Linked DNA regions of Mus musculus: regions 1, 2, 3, 4 and 5 are each linked to region 6. Evidence: chromatin loops called from intact Hi-C (ENCODE). Cell type or tissue: heart. All regions are shown on one strand. Region 1 overlaps Ice1 (interactor of little elongation complex ELL subunit 1). Region 2 holds the start of Med10 (mediator complex subunit 10). Region 3 overlaps Gm3772 (predicted gene 3772). Region 4 overlaps Gm36019 (a long non-coding RNA gene). Region 5 holds the start of 4930520P13Rik (RIKEN cDNA 4930520P13 gene). Region 6 holds the start of Ube2ql1 (ubiquitin-conjugating enzyme E2Q family-like 1).

Evidence for each region. Peaks named below come from ENCODE experiments on the same cell type or tissue, not always from the same donor. Only the 100,000 strongest peaks of a DNase experiment are listed, where the experiment ranks them.
Region 1: a loop joins it to region 6, with 2.6 times the contacts of the local background. A loop is called at or near these places in 10 of 42 quality-filtered maps.
Region 2: a loop joins it to region 6, with 5 times the contacts of the local background. A loop is called at or near these places in 9 of 42 quality-filtered maps.
Region 3: it touches region 6 in a loop (4-fold over the local background); 2 of 42 quality-filtered maps call a loop at or near these places.
Region 4: it touches region 6 in a loop (9-fold over the local background); 24 of 42 quality-filtered maps call a loop at or near these places.
Region 5: a loop joins it to region 6, with 10 times the contacts of the local background. A loop is called at or near these places in 6 of 42 quality-filtered maps.

What each region holds. Positions count from the first base shown.
Region 1 is chr13:70,585,266-70,589,265 of GRCm38, forward strand. It overlaps Ice1 (interactor of little elongation complex ELL subunit 1), which reads right to left. Exons shown (of 19, transcript NM_144837.3): 19 at 3,424-4,000. Among named protein-coding and RNA genes, the nearest start is that of Gm36267, 13 kb to the left of the region's middle. In heart, a CTCF peak has its summit at 1,933 (motif pointing left); no DNase peak of the experiment used is centred here.
Region 2 is chr13:69,807,928-69,811,927 of GRCm38, forward strand. Med10 (mediator complex subunit 10) reads left to right here and starts at 1,955. Exons shown (of 4, transcript NM_138596.2): 1 at 1,955-2,125; 2 at 3,680-3,763. The coding sequence starts at 2,004. In heart, no CTCF peak of the experiment used is centred here; a DNase peak (open chromatin) is centred at 1,914; H3K4me3 peaks cover 1,959 bases; H3K27ac peaks cover 1,442 bases.
Region 3 is chr13:70,094,708-70,098,707 of GRCm38, forward strand. All of the region lies in intron 2 of Gm3772 (predicted gene 3772), which reads left to right. Among named protein-coding and RNA genes, the nearest start is that of 1700084F23Rik, 68 kb to the left of the region's middle. In heart, a CTCF peak has its summit at 2,393 (motif pointing left); no DNase peak of the experiment used is centred here.
Region 4 is chr13:69,989,367-69,993,366 of GRCm38, forward strand. It overlaps Gm36019 (a long non-coding RNA gene), which reads left to right. Exons shown (of 4, transcript XR_382628.3): 3 at 3,500-3,596. Among named protein-coding and RNA genes, the nearest start is that of Gm36019, 7.8 kb to the left of the region's middle. In heart, a CTCF peak has its summit at 2,071 (motif pointing left); no DNase peak of the experiment used is centred here.
Region 5 is chr13:70,232,719-70,236,718 of GRCm38, forward strand. 4930520P13Rik (RIKEN cDNA 4930520P13 gene) reads left to right here and starts at 104. Exons shown (of 4, transcript NR_036596.1): 1 at 104-203; 2 at 713-860. In heart, a CTCF peak has its summit at 1,908 (motif pointing left); no DNase peak of the experiment used is centred here; H3K4me3 peaks cover 553 bases; H3K27me3 peaks cover 245 bases.
Region 6 is chr13:69,737,875-69,741,874 of GRCm38, forward strand. Ube2ql1 (ubiquitin-conjugating enzyme E2Q family-like 1) reads right to left here and starts at 2,023. Exons shown (of 2, transcript NM_001145162.1): 1 at 684-2,023. The coding sequence starts at 1,466. In heart, a CTCF peak has its summit at 2,127; DNase peaks (open chromatin) are centred at 2,087 and 2,647; H3K4me3 peaks cover 3,261 bases; H3K27ac peaks cover 1,540 bases; H3K27me3 peaks cover 2,120 bases.

The sequences.
Region 1 (4,000 bases), 850 kb after region 6:
TTGTGTTTTGCTTGCCTATGTTTTTGAGATCTGATAAGAAAAAAAAAAGCCAGCAATCTCCCCAAAACCCATCTATTCCAGTGTCCTGAAGTGTTTTCTAGTTTTCATTGACTAGTTTGTTTTATGATTTTCCATCTGTTTTATTTTTCTAACTAGTAAACATAAATATCCCATTCCCAACACGACCTGTTGACTTTTCCCCACTGTGCTCTTTCATAACTATGTTGAGCTGGTTTAGATGTGGGAGTCTGATTGCAGATTTCTCTCATTGATCTGTGAGTCTGTTTTCACATTAGTACCATCATGTGTTGACTACCACAGCTTGATAGTGCTTTATGCTAAGGCAGCACAATGCCTTCTGCATTGTTCTTTATGCTCAAGACTGCTTTCCTATTTGGAGGTTTCTGTGGCTCTGAACAGAGAGTTCAGACTAGAGGTTGTACAATTGTATAGAATGTCCTGTTTGTTCTAGATTGCAACGGATTTCAGAGATTTTTACAGTAGTGATTTTTGGACCCTGTGAACACAGGGTAGCCTTTCTATCTGTATGCATCAAAAACTTCTTTTTGGGGTGTTTAGATTTTTCATTTCTTTTGTTGACCTTATTGCCTTTGGTGGTGTTGTCCTGATTTGCTTCAGATATCCCATGGTCGGCAAAGGCAGTATTACTGAACTTTGAATGCTATTTTCTTTGTTTTGAGATTTGTGCATTCTTTAGTCCTAACACTTCTTTTTTTTTTGTAGATCTCTGTTTACAGTCACATTATGTGCAGTGACAGTGACCTTCCTCTTTTCCAATCTTACTGCTATTTTCTTCTTTCACCAGTCTGATCCCCCTGGTCTAGGACTTCTAGAATGGCAGTGAATGGCGGTATCATTTTCTTGCTCCCATTTGAGAAAGAAAATGGCCAGTCTTTCCTAATTCAATTTAACATCAATTGCTGGTAATGGTAACCGTGCTTTGTTGACACTGATACGTTCTTCAGCACCCAGCTGGTTCAGTTTCATCTGCAGGGATGTGTGTCTTGAACCTACCCAGAGATCTTCACGGGCTTCATCCTCTACAGAAGTGGTAGGCTGGCCTGTGAGTCCCAGCAGGAACTGGGGAAGGGCTGGGGCTGGCACAGTAGAGAGGCTGGTAGCAGGAGGAACCCAGGGGTGTATCTCGCCGAGCCTGCTGAAGATCTAACCTCCTCCATGAAGCAGAGTCCTTCATAAATGCTGCACCCATGCCACCCATATGGAATTCTCTGGCCTTTGACTTTGTCTTCAGCTGCACGCAGAAATTACTTACCAGTGGTAAACACACTGATGACAAAGGAGGGGTGGTCAAAGAACATTAAGAAGGTAATGCCTTGGTATAAAAATAGCATCTGTTAATACTTTGTTTAGAAAGGCAGGAAAGGGGTGTCCAGGGTTCATAGTCATTCACGAGGAAGTGTCGGACAGGGCGCAGAAATGGCTTAAAGTTAGTTCCTTCCTTACTCTAGAAATTCAGCTTCTAGAACTGCCTCATTAAAGCCTTTGTCTCATCTCTGCTGCAAGGTACCCGTAAGTGCTAGTCACACTTTAACTGCTTCCTATAGGAGCATGTCAGAACATGTGAGAAGCTCTTTTCCTCTGAACGGCTCCATCAGGCCAGAGTGCCACACCTGCCCACAGCCAGTAATACGCCTGGACATCTGGGGTTTTGCCCTCAAGTGTTTTATTTTGTGATTATTTTTAACCATCACCAGAGAGAATTTGACTGAACTGTTAAAAATTATTTGAACCTGTTACCTTGTCACCCACCTGACCCCCATGTACCTTAGACATAATGGGCCCAAGAAGCCAAACTAGTAGCTTAGGAGTAGGAAAGTGCTTTCCTGATGAGCAGCCACCTAGTCACCTGGCTCTGCTTACAAGATGGTCTGCAGCACCCTCTGGTGGCCACAATTCAAATCCATCCTCCTTCCACAGTGGCATTTGATGAGCTGCACAGCCCCATCTTTTATAATGAGGAAAAAACCACAAATGACCACCTTCACTGATGTGACAGCTCCAAGGATATATTGCACCATGACCCTGGAGGTCTTCGGAGGGCCAGCAGGTACGTCCAGTCCATTTGTCTCCACACAGTTTCACTTTTCAGTCAGGATGATAAAAGCCTCCATCTATACTCTGCTGGGTACCAGGATTCATCAGCCTAAAGCTACTTGGCCTGCAGAGAGTCATACAGCACCATGGGTGACTTCTGTCCATGTGGATGGATGGATGGATGGATGGATGGATGGATGGATGGATGGATGGAGTCTGTGCTGGAACTGGTACTACTGGACTGGAGAAGCCACTGTCTGTGGAAACATCTAGATGCCCAACTCCTGGACACTCAAGACACAGGAAGCGAGGCCTCTCCCTTCCCACTTATTTGCCACCTCGACAGGCCACCACTCACCAACAGATGCTTCAATGCTTTACCTAGCAATGGGGACCTTGTGCTTTCTTCCACTCTGTCCCACCTTCCATTCAGGAGGGCCGAGGCGAAGCTCTCTCTAGATGAGGAGACAGATGGGAGGGGAAGGAAGAGGAGGGAAAGAGTGAGGAAGGAAAAATCGGAGGATATGAATACGAATGAGCAAGTCAGCGCTTGCTTCCATCAGCTACTGATCCCCAAATCTCTGCCCTGATCTCTAATTTTGCTTATTGGGGGGGGGGGGGGGGAGCTCAAGGCCACCAACAGTTGAATATCTTGCACCCCCTCTTCCTCCTGTACCTGTTGAGGACCTATGTCAATCTGCCTTTCTGGGCGTGCCCAGAGCATCCTTTACCCTTCAGCAGCCCCACACCTCTGGAGGCTAGGGCTAAACAGTGAGACCTGCAGCCCAGCCTTAAGTGCCCTGCAGGCTGCTGTGGAAGAGGATCCCATGGACAGTCACTTGCATTTGGGCCCCACACCTTCTCACCCTCAGCAGGACTACCTTCACTTTCCAGGAGGAATGCGACTACTCCCTCTTCTTGTTAGATGCTCTTCTGGGTCCTTCCAACTTTACCTCCTCAGAGGACCTAGATCTCATGCTGACGTCTGTGCCCCTTCTCTGTGATTACAGACCCATCACTGCCAGGTCCAGTGGGTGATGACTTAAGAGACTTACCCATTGAGAATATGGCTCTCTCTTAACAGGCTCGTTGAGCACTAGCTCAGAGCATAGGCAGAAGGAGGCACTAAAGAAGAACTTCCAAAGGGGCAACCCACTCACTCATGTTTGTGAAAGCTACTTAAGACACAGATGCAAGTCACCAGAACCATTGTCAGGTGTGACTTTATAGACAGCAATTATAACTGAATAGCGAAGTCTACACAGAACCATTTGACACTCCACAGTCTGGGACACATCTTCATCCGCACTACAGATGGGACATCAAGCACCACATAAAACAATCACAACAGTGTGTATGGCTTGCTTTTATTTTTTATTATAAAAACACATACAAGAGTTTTAAGAAATGATGAATATAAGACAAATCAGAATCACAGTGAGTTATTAAACCCATTTCTATATACAAATAAAAAAATTCCGAAAGTGGAATATCATCCAATGTGAGACACATCATAGATAGCACTGTCTGTATGCACACACCCCACAGAGCTGTCCCTATGCACACAGCCCACAGGGCTCTGATGCTCCCTCAGACTGGCCATCTCTACACAGCCAAATGGGAGTCTTGCTCTGTCAGTTAATCCTGATAGTAATTTATGGTTCAGGACATTTACAAATGGGAAGAAACACACTCACATACACTTCCACCAAGTTTGTCCTACTATGGTACTACGGTAGCTGCGCACTATGCTGTGGTTAAACCTCTGGAGCCATTTCCAGCTACAACAGTGAGAGACTTGCTTAGTTCTTGTTTTAAAAGACAATTTGCTTTTGCCTAGCCATTTACTTGAGCATAAACTCTAAAAATGACTCAGGTACCAAACCATGTTTTTGTATGTTTAAGATCATTATAAAAAATGCCA
Region 2 (4,000 bases), 70 kb after region 6:
TAGAGACTATCCATAAGTTCTGTGACTCTAGAGAACTCTAACTAATACACTGGGTCACACCTACTAACAGCTTATAAGACATGGAAGAAAAATTTTGCCTGCTTGCCTTCACTCTCTCTGGCAAGTTCATCTCTCCTGTTGCCGGAGCCCATACTAAATCCAATGACCTTCAGATCCCAATGAAGACCATACCCTGATAGCTCTCCAGGAATCTCCCAGGAGTCCAGCAACAGATTGGGGGCGCAGAAACATGCAGCTCCGCGGAATGAACAGCAACTGGATTCTCAGTTTTTCCACCATGAATCAGCCATTGCTATATCACCCCTGACACACCCTGTCAGACACTCTAACACCACATATATAAAACTAAATATACATGCATTCAACATATCAGTTCTGGGCATTTGGAGAGCTGGGATGGCTAGTCTTGGTGGTCAACTTGACTACATATGGAATGAACAGGAATCCAGAAATAGAGGGTGTGTCTGTTAGGGACGTTTTTGCTTGGTTTGAAGTGGGTGGATCCATTTCTGCTCTGAACCTTTAAGATAAAAAGACATACACCTTTGATCTGGATAGTGAGGTGGGGAGGTGCAACTTTAATCTGGGCCACACCTTCTGCTGGAAGCCTATATAAGGACATGGAAGAAGGAAGCTTTTGTTCTTTGCCTGCTTGCCCTTGCCTTGCTAGCACATCCATTCCTTCACTGACATTAAAGTCTGATTCTTTGGGATTCCAGTGTATACTGAAGACCAGCAAAGACCAGCTGAGACATCCAGTGTCACGGACTGAACTGAGCAACTACTGGATTCTTGGACTCTCTGTTCACTGCCATCCACCATTGGAATAGCTGGACGGCAGCCTATAAGTTATTCTAATAAATTCATATTACGTGTGCGCTCTCTCTCTCTCTCTCTCTCTCTCTCTCTCTCTCTCTAAGTTCTGTTAGTCTAACACAGAGAACCTGTATACATCCCTTGGCATCCCCATTCTCCCTATTTGTCTCTCTCACTTGTCCCCTTGTCTCTCCTTTCATGAAGGTTGAAAGACTTACTTATATTTCTTCTTTTTGTCCTTCAGGACTGGTTTTCATATCAAATTCACCACCCCTTTTAATTGAATTGTGAAATGTTCCTTTTCTAGCACTTAAAAGTGTCTGCAGAAGTTTGAAATAATTTGTTCTTTAATGTTTGATTAATTTAAAAAGTGAGTTGAAAAGTACCTAGGGCTTAGGTATTTCCTTCTTTCCTTCCTCCCTCCCTCCCTCCCTCCCTTTTTTCCTTCTCTCTTTCCTTCTTTCTTTTCTTTTTGAAAGTGATTGTTGTCTCCTGGCCAGTTTTAAAAAGCATGGCTCTATTTTGACTTTCCCACTTAAATACATTTTCTTATTATGTATTGTGTGTCTGTGTATGCCGTGTGTGGGCATACCTGTGACACAGTACCTGTCTGGAGGTCAGAGGGCAGCTTATAGAATTCTGTTCTCTCCTCCTGCCATGTAGGATTCTGGAGACCAAACTCAGGTTGTCGGGGTTAGCAGCAAGCGTCTTCACCCACTGAACCATTTCACTGGGCCCAGATAATTATCTTTTAAAGAAAATTGCTTACATCTCGCAAGCTTTCCAGATTATGAACATACAAGGTCCACTGTATCTAAATTCTTGTCCTTCAATCTAGCTTTCTTTACTTCCCTGATGAGACTTGTTTTTTCTTTACTGAGAAAAGCTAGGTACCAGCTAAGAGTTTTCATTTTTGCCCCTTTACACATGCCTTTGCTGTGTTTTCCAGGTTAACATTTCCCACACACACAGTTCAGAAGCTTCCAAGCGGGTTTTCCCTTCAAAGGCTTACCCCGTCTCTTGCCCCGCCCATAGCGCCCGGGCCCCGCCCCCAGGAGGCCCCGCCCCCGAGGAAACGGATGTGGGCTTCCGGAAGCCGGAAGCGGGCGAGCACTGTGGACCCGGAGTCGCTCGGAGCTGAGGCTAAGAGGCGGGCGGAGCCGGCGATGGCGGAGAAGTTTGACCATCTGGAGGAGCACCTGGAGAAGTTCGTGGAGAACATTCGGCAGCTCGGCATCATCGTCAGCGACTTCCAGCCCAGCAGCCAGGCGGGGCTGAGCCAGAAGCTGTGAGTGACGGCCCGGCAGGGCTCGGCGCGTCTGTGCGAAGCCCCTGCCCGCCGGCCTTGGGGACCCCACTGGGGCTCTAACGTTCATCCCGGGTCCCCGAGGGGAGGCCGGTTCTATCCTGACCGGACCTCACAGGGGAGGCGAGTTCCGTCCTGACCGGGGCGGACGGGCTCCATCCTGACCCCACTGGAGGCCGGTTCCACCCTGACTCCACTGGGAAGGAGGATCTGACCGCACAGGAGAGGAGGCTCAGTCATGACCCCGCTGGGATAGAGGTAGCTCTAGGTCCATCCTGGCCGGACGTGGAAGGCCGGTTCCACCCTGACCCCATAGGGGAGGAGGATCCCTCCTGACCCCACAGGGGAGGCTGGCACCACTCTGACCCTACAGGACAGTCTGGGACTACCCTGATGCCGTAAGGGGAGGTAGGCACCACGGACACTCCACCCCACCCCACCGCACTGGGGAGGTTGACTTCACACCTCAGGGGGGCCCTGAGCCACCTGCTGCATAGGCCTCGCTGTGGAAGAAGGCCACCACAGAGGGTTGATTTCTTGACAGTATCTTGTGTAGGCCTTGGAATGGCCTACAGGGAAACAACACAGTGTTCAGGAGAAGGCCTCACCGCTTATATATGGGACACTTTCCAGGGATCTGGAGTGGTTCTGGAGGGAGCCGAGGTTCAACCCACTAGGGATGGGCTTTTTCCTTGCTGACTGTGGGTACTGCACTTAAACTGGAGCCCACTTCTCCACGCTGTCTACCCTGAAACTCCATTCAGTGACATGCACTCCAGAAAGCTCTGCTCTCTCTTCACCTCCTTTCTGAGTTTAGAAGGGAAAAATTAAGCATCTGAACATATTTTGTAAGTCCAAAGGTGTCCCCAGAATCCCGTGGCAATTAAGGGTTCAGGTGTGTGCAGCATTAGGGAGGAAGAAGCCTGTTAAGGTAGCTAGCGCCAGTCTCCCGACTTCCCTCTGATCCCAGCCACTGAGCTGCCTTGGTGCTGGTGCTCCTGGGTTAGGAAGGTAACATGAAGGTACAGGCAGAGCAGACAGGTAGTCAGGTTCATCTGGGAGAAGGAAGCCAGCATAGCCCTAGCTGAGACACGGCCAGTCCTGCCTCTAGTGTCTGGACCTGGAAGCCGCCTCTCTGTGTTCCCACCCAGGGGAGACCCTTTTCTGGAATGAGAGACTGCCCAAGAAACCATCTCTACCCACAGTTCAGTCTCTTAAAGCTGGGTACAGGATTGTGTCTCACTTGGGATGTTTACTAAGGTATAGAGTTGTGGTCTTGCCCCTCAAGGAGGGCTTTGTGGGATGGGAACAAGCTGGCGCATTGCCTAGACCAGAGCCTGCTGTGACTGGCCTTGTTCTCTTATCCAGTTCCCGTGGCTATCTCATACCCAGCTGCCACCTCAGTTATCTGCCCCGGTGTCCTTGACCTTGGCCGTTTTAACCCTCAGGAATTGAAGCACAGTGGCCAGTGCCGTGTAGGGGTGTGCTGTGCTGTCCTCTGAACTAACCACGTACCCCACTCTGCCTTTTTCCCAGAAACTTTATTGTTACGGGCTTACAGGACATAGATAAATGCAGACAGCAGCTGCACGATATCACGGTGCCTCTGGAAGTTTTTGAGTAAGTATCACTGGGTCTCTCTGATTCTTGGTTAGCTGTGAGTGCCAGTGAGAGGGAGGGAGGCGAGGCCCAGGTGCCACAGGCAGGACCACCAGTCTTCTAGGGTTGTAGTAGGCTAATGGGGTTAAAAAAGGATAACTCTCTCTCCAGTGTTGTGTTGTTGAGAATAGTGTCACATGAAAATATAAAAACATGCTTCCGAGTTCAGTGGAGAAAGGCCTTCAGGCCACAGGAAAA
Region 3 (4,000 bases), 360 kb after region 6:
AGGGATGGAATGTGTATGTACATGTGTGTGTGTGTCTGTGTGCCTGTGTGTCTGTGTATCTGTGTGTGCCTTTGTTTGCCTACATGTGTGTGTTAGTGTGTGTGTTTGTGTTTATGTGTGTGTGTGTGTCAGTCTGTGTGTGTAAGTACGTATGTGTATGTCTCTGTGTGTCTATACATGCATGTATATGTGTTGGTCAATGTGTGTGTCAGTGTGTATAGGTGTTTGTGTTTATGCATGTGTATGTGTTTGTATGTCTCTGAGTATGTATCTGGGTTTGTGTCTGGGTGTTTGTGTGTCTCTGTGTGTGTCTGTACATGTGTATGTGTGTGTGTGTGCGCGTGCACATGTCAGTTTCTGAGTATGTGTCTGTGTGTGTTTGTGTGTATGTCTGGGTGTGTTTATATGTGTGTCTGTACATGTATGTGTGTCTGCCTCTGAGTAGGTGTCTGAGTGTATGTTTGTGTGTGTGTGTCTGTGTCTATGTGTGTACATGTATGTGTGTGTATGTTTGTGCTTATGTGTGTGTATGTGTGTGTATGTCTCTGAGTATGTATGTGTGTATGTGTGTGTATGTGTGTGTGTGTGTGTGTGTGTGTGTGTGTGTGTATGAGCGTGCTCCTGCCCTGTGCACAGGAGAATGACTACTGAGATGAATGAATGTATGGGAAGGAAGCAGAAATAGGGCAAGGAACAGAAGAAGGGTGAAGGTGAGTTTCTTATCTTTTTTTTTTCTATTATTTTTTGCCTTCTCAGAAAATCACTATTTTCTCTTTCTGATATTTTTCTAGAAATGTAGAGCCATTGGATTGACTGTGTTCATTTTAAAATTCTTCTCTCCTATATTACAGCTCAACGATAGCTTCTTTCTCCCTTCCCCAGTGTCTTCCCCACTTCCCCCTTCCTCTGATCTACCCCAGTCTGCCTTCCCTCAGAAAAGAGCAAGCCTCCCAGGGACATCAACCAAACACTGCATAGCCAGGCACATACCATTTCAATCCTATTATAAATGTTCTATAGTCAGTAGTGTGAGGGTCACACAGTTGTAGAAATCAAAAAAATCCCCAATTTTTTCTTTTGAAGTTTAGATTTGTATAGTACACTATGAAAAATGGATCCTCTCATGTAATGACATGAATGCACATAAAATTCATTTGAAAATGCGGAATTTAAAAATCACAAATGGAAGAAGGTTTGCAAGCATATCTCACACGGGGTTTTCTTTGTGATTCTGTAGGGAGTCTTCCCTGAGGACCAGTGGTTTCTATGCTGAAGAGGGACAGCAGGATGATGGCAGGACACACCCCTCCTCATCCGTGCTCCCTCCTCACTAGTGCTCCCTCCTCACCAGTGCTCCCTTCTTACCAGTGCTCCCTCCTCACCTGTACTTCCTATGCTTCTTTGCTCTTTGTTCCCTTTCTCTCCTCCTCCCTCCTTTTCTTGCTTACTTCTCACCCTAAGACTAGTGTGGGGCTCCCTGATGGCCATCATGATCAGTGGCCTGTCTCTGTAGATCCACCTTCACAGAGTCCTGAGCTTTGGAGGATTGTCACCATTTCTGTTTACTCTGCTTTGCTGTATTTAATTGCTGGGGTTTAATTTCTGTGAATGTTGTTGTTTGAAGACACTTGGTGCCGGGTGCCATTGCCATGGGCAATAAGTTCAGAATTTTCATTGAATTTCTCAAGCACAGTCTGTACTTGAACCTGAAATGAACACTACTGCTTGGAAATGATCAATGCCCCATCCCCAGAACCCTAGAAAGTTAACCTTCTGCTTCTGCCTAGTGTGTCACGCATGCTCAAGTATGAAGCATGCGCTTCTCAGAATTGCACCATCCAGTCACTTGTCTGGGGCCACGTTAGAACATACTCTGTGAAAAGCCATTTCAACTCCACATCATGGCCTGCACAGTCACACAATGGCACACCATTCGTCTCCCAGCAGGAGTGGCTCATAAAGGATTGCTGCAGAATTTCTAATGAAGTGTGGGAGGAAAGGGGGGTCCCCAAAAACAGATGTTGCAAAAATAGCCTATGTCATTAAGACTGCAAAACAATATGAAAATAGGATGCACTTGAGACCAGCACCCATTTCCATAATTTATGGAAATGGCTTTTCCTACTCTAATGGCTGTGGGAACCCCATTAAGATCCCCTCTCCTTTTTCTTTTATGCCCCCAAATTAGAGATGGCTGCAGCATTCTGTGCCTTTGTTTTAATCCCATTTAATTTATTGAGATGCACTCCACTTAATTTTCTTTGGTTTGGCTGGGACAACTTCTCCCTAAGTGCAGATTGCATCTAGGATTAAGAACGGCTGGTAGTTGAGTTTTTTTGTTCCTATCTGTTGTCTGCTGGCTGGCTGCATCTTTGGGCTTTCCCAACTTCTCCCCCTGGTGGACATCACTGACTAGCCTGGTCAGTAAGCCCAGGGTCTTTCGCCAGAGCAACCTCATCCCAACTATACTCAGCAGCTTGATATCTTTCCCTTGTACTCTTATTTTGAAAAGACAAGTATTGTGGGTATAGGAAAGGGTTCTGTCTGGGCCGTGTTGTTGATGTGAGCAGAGTGTGTGGATTTGGACTTTCCATCGCCCAAATTCTTGGCAAACTCTACCTCCTATGTATAGTAGTGGGTCCCTTAGTCTTCTCTGGCTGGCTATTTATTTAATGCCATTACAAATGTCCACTGAAATGCCATGTACCACAGAGAGCCGAGGTTATGACAAAGCCACATCTATGAGGAGCTTCTTTCTCCAGTGACCTGCCCCTCCTCTAACAAAGCCACCCAAACCTTCCCAAACAGGACTACCAGCATGCGATCAAGTGCTCAAATCCATGAGTCTGTGGGGAACACTTTTCATTCAAACCACAGCAAAATGCCTATTCTTCTGAATGGGAAATATATGGAAACTTGAAGATAAAAAGAGACACTGCAGTCAGCTGACAAAAAAAGCAGGATTATGTAAATGGAAAGACAAGAGCACACCCAAAATTAGCAAGCTTTTGGGATGATGGAGGGATCGAGTCCAAGTAGGTTAACTGAGTCCGAATGGGTTTGCTTCCCTTTTTCGTTGTGAGGGTTCACTTGGTAAAAAATTCAAGGATATTGTGAAGAATGCTCTGTGTGACATTCCAAAGGATCTTTCATGGTAGTAACTGCATGCACTTGATCATTTCCCTCTTCATGCATCTGTAGTGTCTTTGTGATATTTGTGGGACACACACAGGCCACTCTTTACTGTTTAGTAGTTCAGTGTACATGTGTAAGAATAAAGATCTTCCTTTCGTCTCAGCTCCAAACTTTGTCTCTGTAACTCCTTCCATGGGTATTTTGTTCCCAATTCTAAGAAGGGGCAAAGTGTCCACACTTTGGTCTTCGTTCTTCTTGAGTTTCATGTGTTTGCAAATTGTATCTTGTCTCTTGGGTATTCTAAGTTTCTGGGTTAATATCCACTTATCAGTGAGTTCATATCCTGTGAGTTCTTTTGTGATTGGGTTACCTCACTCAGGATGATGCCCTCCAGGTTCATCCATCTGCCTAGAGGCTGCCATACCCGGGGATCCATCCCATAATCAGCCTCCAAACGCTGACACCATTGCATACACTAGCGATTTTGCTAAAAGGACCCTGATATAGCTGTCTCTTGTGAGGCTATGCTGGGGCCTAGCAAACACAGAAGTGGATGCTCATGGTTAGCTTTTGGATGGATCACAGGGCCCCCAATGGAGAAGGAGCTAGAGAAAGTACCCAAGGACCTAAAGGGGACTGCAAACCTATAGGTGGAACAACAATATGAACTAACCAGTACCCCCCGGAGCTCGTGTCTCTAGCTCCATATGTATCAGAAGATGGCCTAGTCGCGGCCATCATTGGAAAGAGAGGCCCCTTGGTCTTGCATACTTTATATGCCTCAGTACAGGGGAACGCCAGGGCCAAGAAGTGGGAGTGGGTGGGTAGCAGAGTGGGGAGGGGAGGGTATGGGGGACTTTTGGGA
Region 4 (4,000 bases), 250 kb after region 6:
ATCACAATATAAGGAAGATAGCTGGGAACACGTCTTAGATATTTCAGGAGTCTACTATTTCAGCCAGAGTCCGTCTCATGTAATCATTGGTCCTGAGTCAGGAAGCCTAAAGTAATGACTTCCTGGTGCTGGTGGAGAAGATCATAGAGGTTGGGTTCTGCTCTCAGACAGGAAGCCTGAATCATCAAAACCTGAGGTAGATGCCCCTTCCATTTAGACACCTAACAGACCAAGCTTAGTGTTCATGGCAGCCTTCTGTGGAGCACTGTGAAGCACCGCCTCTCTGCAGAGAGTTTCATTACAGATGCCAAAGTGGAACCTGAGCCACAGGTGCTGTGAGGGGATTATGGCAACAGTGGTGGGTAGAGTGCAGTTGCTTCAGGGAGTACTAGGCTGAGAGCCTTACAGGTGATTAATACATGCAGGTGTGTAATATAGGCCTGCAGGTGCTCTGGTGTGCAGGTGTTCAAGCATATACGTGCGAAGATGGGTAGAGACGCAGATAGATATACGGGTACTCAGGCGTGTAGATATGTAGGTGAAGATCTATAAAAGCATATAGACACACAGGTGTGCAGGAATTCAAGGGTAGCTTGAATACAGATATGCAGGTATGCAGACAGTTGTGGGGCTGCAAAGCTGTGCCACTGTGGGGTGGGGGGCCAGTCCAGAGCAAGAGTGAGGTCAAGATATGTACAAACCTGATAATCTCATCCTGAGACTAGCAGGAGCAGGGCTGTTTCCTCCTTGCTCTGGGCCTGCATAAGCCTGTATGACCCCCATCCCCATCACCACCACCACTACCACCACCTCTGCCATCCTTGAGATAATCATGTAGCCCGGTGGCCCAATTACAAGTTAAACTTCTCTCCCTAGAAGATGTCCAGCAAGCACCTGGAACTCCTTTTCATGCAAATGAACCATTCCCAGCACCTCAGCGCAGACAATGATGTACACTCATCCCCCAAACACATACCTGCTTCCCAAGGTTCATATAAGCCTTGGACCCCCCCCCCCCATAAAGTGAGGTGTTTCACTGAAAACCATTTCTGGAGAAGGCTATTTCTCCAGTACTACTACTGGCTGAGATCCTGCTAACCCACCCATCCAGCTAAGCTTCATTCCTTCCAATCCAGCCTAGTGCCCAATGGTGCCTGGGTACCCCGAGGGCAGAAGCAGACCCAGTGGCAGGCATTCAGGTGTGTTAGGCATGCTGATATGCAGCTTGCGGGTATACAAATGCTCAGGTACAAGGTTGCACAGGCAGATAGATGTGAAATCACTCAGGCATTCAAAATGCATGGGAGTACAGGCATGCAAATATGCAGATGTGCATCCATGCAGACAAGCAGGTGTGCAAGGGTAAGCACATGAGCAGGTACACATGTGAGCAGGTGTGTAAGCACACAGGCACAGGCATGCAGGTGTTCAAGTATGCATTCATGCAGGCCTGTCGGTACACTGGTTGTAGGTATATGGCTATATAGTGATATATGTAGACACCTAGGTGTACAAGTTTACAGGTGAAACCATGTGCATTGCTTTGCTATGGTTACCAAGACACAATGCCACAGCTTTGGAGCCTATGCAATTGGCCTGATTATTTAGGGGGCTAGAGGTCTCCTGTGTCCAAGCTATTAGCAGGTTTGGATTCTTCCAGAATGTCTTCTTGATGCCTCTCCACATGGTCTTTTCTCTGCATGCTCCTGTCTGGTTACCTTCTATCTCTTCTTAGACAAGTCCAGTTGCATTATGGAGGAGCCAAAGAGTCTCACTTCAATTTTATTTCCATTGTAGCACATTTGGTCAGATTCTGATGTGCCCAAGGATCAGTGTTTCAAATATGAATTTAAATTAGAACCCAATTTAGCCTGCACCATTATGGAACTGGCCCTTAATCATGGGCTCCACTGAGATTACTACATATAGTATGGAGTTGGTCTTTGTCTTGTTACATGACTGGGATTTAGGATCTGTTGTTTTGCCCTTATCTAGTAATAGTAAGTAGGTTTCAGGTTCCAGGGTAGATTGGGAATCCTGCTTTCTAATTTGCGCCCCCTGGTGTTGGACGTCGGGATAGCACACGGCAGAGTCTAGTTAGGGCGATGACACACTGGTGTGTGTGGGAGGGAAACAGTCAGGTGCTCTGAACTGTAAGGTGCAGGGCAGTGCTGGACTTTTATGAAGAGGAGCATGAAGTGTCAGCAGCGACTGACACAGGACCCAGGGATTAAGTCCCTAGGAGGTGAGGTTCAGGGGTAGGAAACAGAAATCTTTGCAGAGGGTTGGGGGTTAAGAACTAAGTCCCAGGGAGCCCTCAGAGAGTGGAGCAGGGTTCCCATGGAGACTTGCCAGCGAGGCAGATTTGACTGTGGTGCCTGGGGGAGGCTGGCAGCTCAGGGGTAGCGAGGGTAGGTGGGTGAGGGGGCCCCCACAGCGCAACGCTACAGTGTGCTATCCCTCAGTGTCTGAGCCTGCGCTCCTTGGTGGAGATCTTTCCACCTGCCCTTCATGCTTACCCTTTATGCGTCTGACCGTAAACACAGACGGTGTTCTCGCTCAGCAGACGGCAGAAACACTAGTTTACAGCCTTGGCAGCACAAACCTGCAAAAAACCAAATGCCTTATTCTGAGGGATGCGTAATGAGTGCCAGTTTCCGGGAAGCGTCTTAGCATTGATTAAAAACACCAGAGCCCATGTGAGAATGATCCGAGCCTCACCCTGCTGTCTCCCGGAGCAGCTAACTACAGTCCCAGGAGGAAAGGCTGCTGTCAGCCCCGTGCTGCAAGCTGCATGGCGACAGGGACCTGCTGGGACTCCCTTCAGCTGCTTCTTACAGGACTGTATGAGGCCCGCGGGCATCTCTACATTAGCCCTGCAACTTCTTCACACAGCATCCACCAACTCCAGTCAGGTGACTGAACAGAGCCCCATTCCCCACCCCACCCCCAGCTGCCCAGCTTTCCCGAGTATGCCGACTAAAAATACTTCTGTAACTGCCATCATTTAGGAATTTAGTCAGTAGCAACATAAAAATAGCATCTACCTACAGTAGAGATCTTATCAAATTAGGGGTTCTATTTGTAATTAAAACAGAAGATGTTCATTCATCTAGTACAATACGTGATGCAGTGTGAATGTCAACATGGGTTCTAAAAGGTACTCAGGGCTAAGATTAAAATGGGAAACTTAATCATTTCTGAGTGGCTCAGACACTAGACAACTCTTACAGATGATGCATGTCCCTCAGGATCTGGCTGTGTGTGACCTTGAGAGCGTCTTCAAGGGCACAGAGGAAGGCGTGCACAAACACACGCTTACACACCACATACTATTGATTTTGCTTCTCTGCCTAGCCCACCCCATCCTCCTGGTTCCTTGTCTCCATTAAGCCTACTTTGTCCAGCCTAATTGACTGTCTCATTTTCTGCCTGTCACAGAGTTTCTATGCCAGCATTTGGTACAGTATACATTGTCTATCTGTATCTATGTCCCTAGGACATCTCCTGAATGAGCCTCCATATTCTCCATCCAGTTACCTAGGGGATGACACCATAGCCTGGGCCCTGCTGTACCCAGAGACAGAACAAGACAGGTGAGCTGCTGGATCCCAGAGGCCCTCCCTGTGCCCTTGGCGGTGAGTAGGTGACTGGGTAAATGAGAAAGTGAATGAATGCATAGATGCTCAGATGTCAGGTGAATGCAAACAACCCTGGGGCAAGTAGAATGAACTGAGACCCAGGTCATAGGTCAAGGTGCACAGGAAGCTCTTAAAGTCCACCCCGGTGCCTCTTCTCATGCACTGCTCTGCTTCGCAAGCAAAGAGCACAGCAAGTGCCTGACCACCTAGCTTCAGAATCAACTATTGACTCCCCTTATCGAGGGCTAAAGCCTATTTACCTTCACTCACACCAGTCTTGGCTTCCAGCTGTCCTAACAAGGTCTATATTCTTAGGGCTGTGTCGTGCACAGAAAATATGAGCATAAAGCATAAAACTC
Region 5 (4,000 bases), 490 kb after region 6:
AGGTAACTGTGGAGGTGGAGTCTAGCCAGAATGCCAGAAGCTTGGGGCTTTGTGTGACTTACAGTCACAGAAGTATGGATTTGGGGGCTCTGTGGTGTCGGGCATCTGTCTTGGGAACGTGGCTCACTGTTCCGTCCCTTGTAGAGTTTTCTACTGGATCTTTGGAGCACGCCTTGCTCAACCAAAACAGGCTGCCTTTCAAGGTCCATTCCCGACTCCTGGACACTCCATCCCCCCCCCACTGCCCCCCGCCCACAGGTAGAGGGGAGAAGGGGAGAGAGACAGGGACAGAGATTGGGGCTTGAGGAGAGATTAATTAGCAGCCATTTTAATAGATGGGAACAGACAGGTGAGAATGGCTGAGAACTCTCTACTTTCATGACGCAGCAGCCCCATCTTACCTACCCACCCTCTCTTTCCAGTCTGGGGATTGATGTGAATTACCCTGGGATCATCAGTAAGCTCAGAGGCAACACACGGAGAAGGGAGGGTGGAGTTTTAAATCCTACTAGGCAGGAAGGGCAAGCTGCAGACCCGTGCTGAGGATTCTGTCCTGTCTTTTGGGGAGTGAGTGTCCTTACAGAGTCCACAGACTGCCCTAGTTAGGAAGGTACAGAATGGCACTGTGGACTTCAGACAAGCAAGGTTACAGATGAAATTAATTTACGGACATTTGGCCCTTGTGGCTTGCTGTATATATGTCATTCTCTAGAACCTTCCATAATTCTCTGTGGAGAACTCAGAGGCGTCCTTTCACACAAGATGTCAATGACAGGCACAGCCGATGCATGCTGGATACTGCAGAGCAAGGACATTCTCCTCAAAAGGTCTCAGCTCACCACCCATCGGGCCACACTAAGGTTTGTGTGTCCTGTCTGTCTCCTTCCAGAAGCAAACGGCTATGGCACAGTGTAAGGAGAAAGCTGATAAAGAACAGACTTTTAGCATGAAAAATGGCTTCTTGCACTAATGATTCCACTATTACTTTATGAATCACAGTTAAAAGCTAATGTGGGGCTGAATAACTGTCTATAGTTCAAGGGGGAAAAATATAAGAAATTCCCCCAGAATATTTCTTCCTGTTGCTGTTTTGTCAGATTTAAAGAACAAAGAAATGTCCTTCCATTCTGCTTTACCTCAAGGAACCAAGAGACAAGAGAGAGTCCTGGTTGCCCTGTGTGCCTTTGACCTGCCTGACAGGCTAGTTTGCTCCTGGTGACACACTTATTGCTAAGAACAGCTAGAATGGCGGTGGGTCGGGGCAGGGATATGGATCTGCTTGGGTTAGGATTCGATTCTAGGGATTGGAAAATTGCGAGTGAAACAAAAGCACAGCAGGGACCCAGTTAGGGGGAGGAGGTCCTGTCAGGACACTGGCTGTGTGCCCACCATACCAGAATGACCCTTCAGACTCCAAATTTCTCTCCTTTCCGGTGCCCAGGAGGAAGCTGTCAGGCTGGATGCATTGGGACTCCTTTCAAGTATCTTCAGGCCTGGCTCTCCCAGGCAAGCGGGGTTTGACCAGGCCTTCAGATGCACCCTGGGCAGATTTGATACTCGTCGTTAGCCTACCCAAACATCATTAAGGACTGGGTATCCTACTCAGGTGGGGGTTTGACCAGGTCTGTAAATGCAGCCTGGGCAGGTCCCGGACTCCCTGGGAAGTTGAGCTGGGCAGAGGAAAGGCAGGCCTGCTATTTGCATGCCAATTAGTGCTTCTTATGAGGAACGGTCTGGGCTGACTCGGGTCCAGGGAAGGTGCCCACGGCACAGCACTGATTGGCACAGGCTAAAGCCAATTCTGACGGCAAACGGCTGGCAGATGCCACCAGCGCCATGACACACACAGTGCAGTGACACACACAGCCAGAGCCTCGACAGATCTCTGCGCTCTCGCTCTCCCTCTACTGGTTGGAACCGGTGCTGCGCTCTGTGCTTGAGGGACCCACAGGATTCCTGCAGAGAGCCTGAACACTGCTGGGCAAATGTCTGGGGAGGTGGTGTTTAATTGGGTGTCTTTGCATTCTGTCCGTTCAGTTGCTGCCACGAGCAATCCTGGAGGGCTTCTGAAAATAGTCTATTCAGAACTCCTACATGTTAAGGATTCTTTTCCTATGGCTGTAGCTGATGGTCCCTGAGCCTAGATGTCATGGCCCGAAGAAAGCCAAGGGAGTGGGTGCTGAAGGGTTAACGTGTACATGGAATAGGGAGCCAAAGACTAAACACTGATACCCACAGATCCTCAGACTCCTGCCTGGAGATCACAGACTACCAAGCCTATACATGCTCCATTCCTGAGACTGGCACTTCCAGTCCAGTAGAAAGCAGAAACCACACAAAACATCACTTCCCTATGACCATAGTGAGATCTCAGCACAATGGAACTCTTCTCTCCAGCAACCTCCTCAGACCCAGTCTGCAGATCTTCAGAGCCATGCAAGGTCTATCCTGCTGCTTGCCTGGACTGGTACCCACAGTTGAAGAGTACTTGTACCTCACTCTTTGATGAGGGGAAGGGGGTGTTGCTAGCTATGGAGTATTCTCTTCCACAGCACTCATCCACCTATGAGCTAGGCCAGTCCTTGGATTTTATCTTTATCTATAGTCAGGGAACCCTGAACACTGAACTGATAGTTAGACCCATTACTTGTGATTCTGTCCATGAATACCCAGTTCAGATAACCTTCCTGGGGGAGACAGTGTTGGCTTTTCCTACCATAGGATACTAGACTCAAAAGTTCTTTGCTGACTATAAATCTGGACTTCAACAATTGTCAGAAGCAATATGAGTGGCACCTTGTAGACAAGGATAGTGAAGTGAGAAGGTGACGAAGGGAGACATGGACTCCCCAGACGTTCCCAAGTATGGGAGAAGAACAACCATAGCCATGCGGGTAAAGTAAAGCATGGTTTTGACCACTGGATGCTCCAGAATGGAAAAACAGTGCTTCCTTGGGGTTTCAGGAAAGACAATGTCTTAATCAATATTCTATTGCTGCGAGAGATGTGATGACCATGGTAACTCTTATAAAAGAAAGCATTCAATTGGAGGCTGGCTGACAGGAGGTTCAGAGGCTTTAGCCCATTGTTATCATAGTGGGGACCATGACAGCATCCAGGCAGACATGGTGCAGGAGAAGGAGCTGAAAGCTACATCTAAAGGCAGGGAAGGAGATCTTACTGTGAGCCTTACGTGGGTCTTTGAAGCCTCAAAGCCTAAGTCCAGTGAAACATTTCCTCCAAAAGCCATATCTCTTAATCCTTTCAAACAAAGCATGACTACACATTCAAATGTATGAGCCCATGAGGCCATTTTATACAACCACATTCAGTGAGAATAAACCCTGAGAAGAGGCTGGCCCAAACTCTGAGCCACATTTGAGATTACCTGGGATAGAGCAATGGTAGTAGCTCCCAGTCATACCTGTTTGCTAAGAATGGGATCCAGAGTCACACCAGCCTGTGGCCCTAAGCAAGCATCCATCAAGTGGAGAGACTGGTATTTCCCCCATCTGCCTCCTGGTTCCACTTAGTATCCAGACACGAAGAACACTTGTCCAGCTCTGTCAGCCCTGCGCAGATCAGGGTTTGGGTAGCCAAGGGAGCCTCTACTGACACAGCTAGGCACATCTGGGCTAGCAGGACTGCCTGTGGGGCAGGCAGCAACTGCAGCGCACATCAGCCCTAGAAGCATGGCGTCCTTTTGGCCATCCCCTCATGTTTTTCTAAGGCCATACACTTCAAATGACAGGTACCACACAGTTTTAAAATGTCACTCTATCATCATGGTTAAGGGAGAGGAGCAAGTTTTAGCTAATAAGAAAAAAAAATCAAGGCAGAACGTATTATGGATTCCTCGTCCAATTTCAACTTAGACCTGTCTGACAATTATCACCGAATGAGAAGGAAAATCAAACCAGAGGAAGGGAATCTGGCGTATTGACTTGGTGTCCTCTGGGGACCTTTGCAAGAGAGTAAGCTGGCATTCTCCCTCCATTTT
Region 6 (4,000 bases):
ATGGGGCGAGGGAGAGCTTAGCAGCAGGCAGCTGCCTTGGTCTAAACAGAGCCCACCTGAGAGGTTTGAAGAAGAGCCCCCCCTCCCCGCGCCGCCCCGCTGTGTGTGTGTGTGTGTGTGTGTGTGTGTGTGTGTGTGTGTGTGCGCGCGCGCGTGCTCACGTGTGTGTCTGAGTGTGATGTACTGGGCTGGACACTTAGATTCTGGGCTTCAGGAAAAGTTCACACCTTCGAGACAATTACACTGACTAGAGAACACCTAAGCAGACTGGAGAGGAGAGGTGGAGCGGGGCAGGAAAAGTATGGGAGACTTTAGGAGGGTGGAAAAGGGGAAAAGGAGGGCTAGGAGAGGGGTTGGAGGGAAGAAGGACCGAAGGTTAACCTGAAGCAAAGTAGAAGAAAGGGAGAGAGGACCTGGGAGAAAGCAAGAGAACTGACAACCGGAGAGCACCGCGGTTCTAGTAGAATCAGTGTCAGGTATAGAGACCAGGTACAGAAACAGGCAGGGAGAAATCCTTTACGAAAAGAAGCGGAGGAGGTGGGGCGAAGCGTCCCTGGCAGGCTTGTTCGGGAGGATCTGGGCCAGTTCTCACCTACGCCTAGAGGGGTCAAACATCGCTTTCCATCTCAGGCCTAGCCTCGAACTCCCCACCCAACCCGGGCCTCTGCTCCTGGCCGTCTTACCTGGCCCTTGACCAGGCTGGCAGCAAACTGGCGCATGACGGCCTCCACCGTGTAGGCGCTGGACCAGCCGCGCGGCGTGAGCAGCTCCATGCAGATGGCGCCTCCGTCCAGCACGTAGCCGTTCTCCAGTCGCGGGCTGAGCACCCGCATGAAGGGCGGCGAGAAGGGGAAGTTATCGGGGAAGGTGAGGTTGAGCAGGATGAACTCTGTGTTGGTCTCCTTCATGTCCTGCCACAGCACCGAGTCCTTGTCCACCTGGTGCAGCTTCACGTTCCAGTCGAAGAGGTTCTCGTTTACCAGCTCCACCGAGATGAAGCGGTCGCTGAGGCGCGCGATGTCCTGGAGCTCCTTCATGAGCCGCCGGCTGCGCACCTGTGTGCAGTGCTGCTGGCGCGCCGCGGGCACTAGGCTGCCGCCCGCCGCCGCCGCGGCCACCGCGGGGCCCGGCCCCGCCCTGGCGCCCGCCGCCCGCTCCCGGGGGCCCCCGGCGCCCGCCGCCCCCGCCGCCCCCGCGGCTGGCTGCGGCTGCTTGTCGCGCGCGGCCAGTTCCGCCGCGCGCTTACTCTTGCCCTTGCCGGGCCCCGGGCTGGCGTCGCCTGAGCCCCCGGGGTGCTGCTGTTGCTGCTGCTGCTTGTGGCCGCTGCTCTTACCACCACCTTTGCCGCGCAGCGATGCGCTCTGCTGGCCGCCGCCTCCGCCACGGTGGTTGTGGTGGTGCTTGGGGTCCTCGGTGTCCCGGTTGTGCAGGCGAATGAGCCCGATTTTACGGAGCAGCGTGGCCATCTTAGGCTCGGCTCTGGCGAGGGGCTTGCCGGGGCTCCTGTTCCCCGAGCCGGATAGCTGGGACGCACGGGGCTTGTGGGGGGGAGGCAGACGACCGCTTAGTGGGGCGCGGCGAGGGCCACCTTAGGAGCCGGCGGCCGTGGCGCAGCGGAGCGGGCAGTACCAGCGCTCGCTGGCCGCCTTGTCGCCGCTGTCATATGACGGGTCTTCTCGGGCAAGGGCTCCGGTAGCCCAGGGAGGGGAGGCGTGGAGACGCGGCTCAGCTGCTGTTCCTGGCCGGTCCCTGGGCGCAGTCCCCGGACGCCGGGTGTCCGTGGTCCTTTGTGCGCGGCCGCAGACCCGCTGGTCCCGAGTCTAAGAGCTGCACCGCGGCGCGCACAACCGCCCGCGGTGCCCCGGAGACAGCGAGGTGGCCGTGGAGTCGCGCTGTGCGCCTGCCGGGCCGTGCTGCGCTGGCGGCTACCGCGGGGCCCGGGCCACTGCCGCTCTCGTTGCCGCCGCCGCTGCGGCTGCTGACATTGCAGAGGCGGCTGCTCCGTCTGAGCCGAGCCCGGCGCGGAGGGGGCGGCACTGCCGGCCGGGAGGGGGAGCGCGGGGCGGAGCCGCGGGCTTGACTGCACCGAGCCACCCCCGCCGCCAGGTTCCTGCGGCGACACACGCACGGCCGCTGGGGGGAGACAGCGGTACGCGCCCGCACCATTTTCTCCTGGCTGCGTGCTAGCTGCGTGCGCTGGGGAGCCAGGGGAGGGCTGGCCTGAGCGTGCTAATAGGGTCTCTCAGAATCACTGCATTCTTTGGGACCCTAAAACCTGAATGCTGTGTTTGAGGTCCGGGCCTTATATCCCATTTAACCTCCTTAGGACAACCAGAGGGAAAAGGTGGAAATCAACCTCTTTATTAATCCTTCTAACCAGAGGTATGAGCCCAATGTTTCTACGCAACACTTCTGGGCGGTGGGAGCCTAGAATGACAGAAGGAACACGTAAGGACTTTAAAGTCAGGGCGGAAAGCGGGATGAAAGGGTAGATCTACTGCAAACTTAAAGAACAGCCCGTTCAAAGTCACGACTAAAAGCAAACCTTTAGCCAATCCACTCAGCCCTCACTGGTTTGCTCCTTCCACCCCATCCCCTGCCTGCTGGCCGCAGCGTTTCGGCTTTCCATGGCCAGGCTGTGCGTGGTGGCTGCTTTCCAAAATGCAGCGGAGAATAACACCAGACGCCTTCTCTGGCGCTGACCGGTGCTAAGAGCGGGAAAGGACTTTCCGAGCAGCAACCCCCGTTGGCCACCCCCTCCCCGCCCCCCAGGGCTGCTCTCCTGAGTGAGGGACCTCCACAATACTCAAATGAGGGAGAGATCCGCCTTCCGCCTGCAGATTCACAGTCCACCCTGCCTTTCCTTCTTCCTTCAGCCTGTGGAAACTCACTTAAAAATCTGGTGAAAATTCCAACTAAAATCTATTTCAGATTAGCTCGAACTGTGACGGTTCCGGTGTGCAGCGTGTGGCCCAATGGCGTAGGCGAAACCAATCCCTCAAGAACAACGAATATTATCCCGCTGCCATCCTAACTGGCGTCAGAGCCTACTGCCTCTGCTGGTGTGTGGATGGGGGGAAGAGAGGGGAGGGGAAGCAGCTCAGCTCTTCAGGACAGGCGTTCCTTCTAGATGACAGCCCCTTGCCTTTCTGCCCCTCACATCTTTTACCAAATTTTGAGTTTTCACTGTGGAAAATAACTGGTGATGTCGCTGTGAAGACACAGACCTGGGTTTGGAGATTCAGATTTGGGGATAGATGTGTAATGGGGGAGCCAGGCTAGCTGGTGTAGATGAGGAGTAGAAGGTTCACACCCACCCAACATTGCACCTGGGAGAGGGTGGTTCTCCAGAGAGCCTGTCAATCCTTTGACTTTCAACAGGACCCACAGGGTGATTTGGACTAAGAACAACACAGACTATTTGGTGGAATCTGAGGGAAGCTGAATCAAGGTCTGTTTGTCCTGGGCTCCTGATTGCTTTGTTTAACACTGCATTCCACGGTAGCCTTCTCCTCCTCTTCTTCCTTCTCTTCCTCTTCCTCCTCCTCCTTACCATCATCATCATCATTTTCTTCTTCATCCTCCTCCTCTTCTTTCTCCTCCTCTTCTTCCTGCCTTCTCCTTCATCACCATCACCATCACCACCACCATCTTCCTCATCCTCATCTTCACTAGGGAAGGGCAAAAGGGTAGATCTGCCTGCAGTGTCCCAAGAGTTCCTTTAAGCATGCTGGCTGCATAAAGAAGGTGAAAAGGAGACACAGAGAGGGCTGGCAGATGTCTGTATCAACTACTTTTCTCATTGCTCTGACAAAATGTCTGACAGAGGCAACATAAGGAAGATGTGCTGGTTAATTTGTGTCAACTTGTCACAAGCTAGAGCCATCAGAGAGGAGAGAGCTTCAATTGAGAAAAAAAGTCTCAGTTAAGTAGGGCTATAGGCAAGCCCTAGGGCATTTTCTTAGTGAATGATGGGAGAAAAGCCAGTTAATGGTGGTTG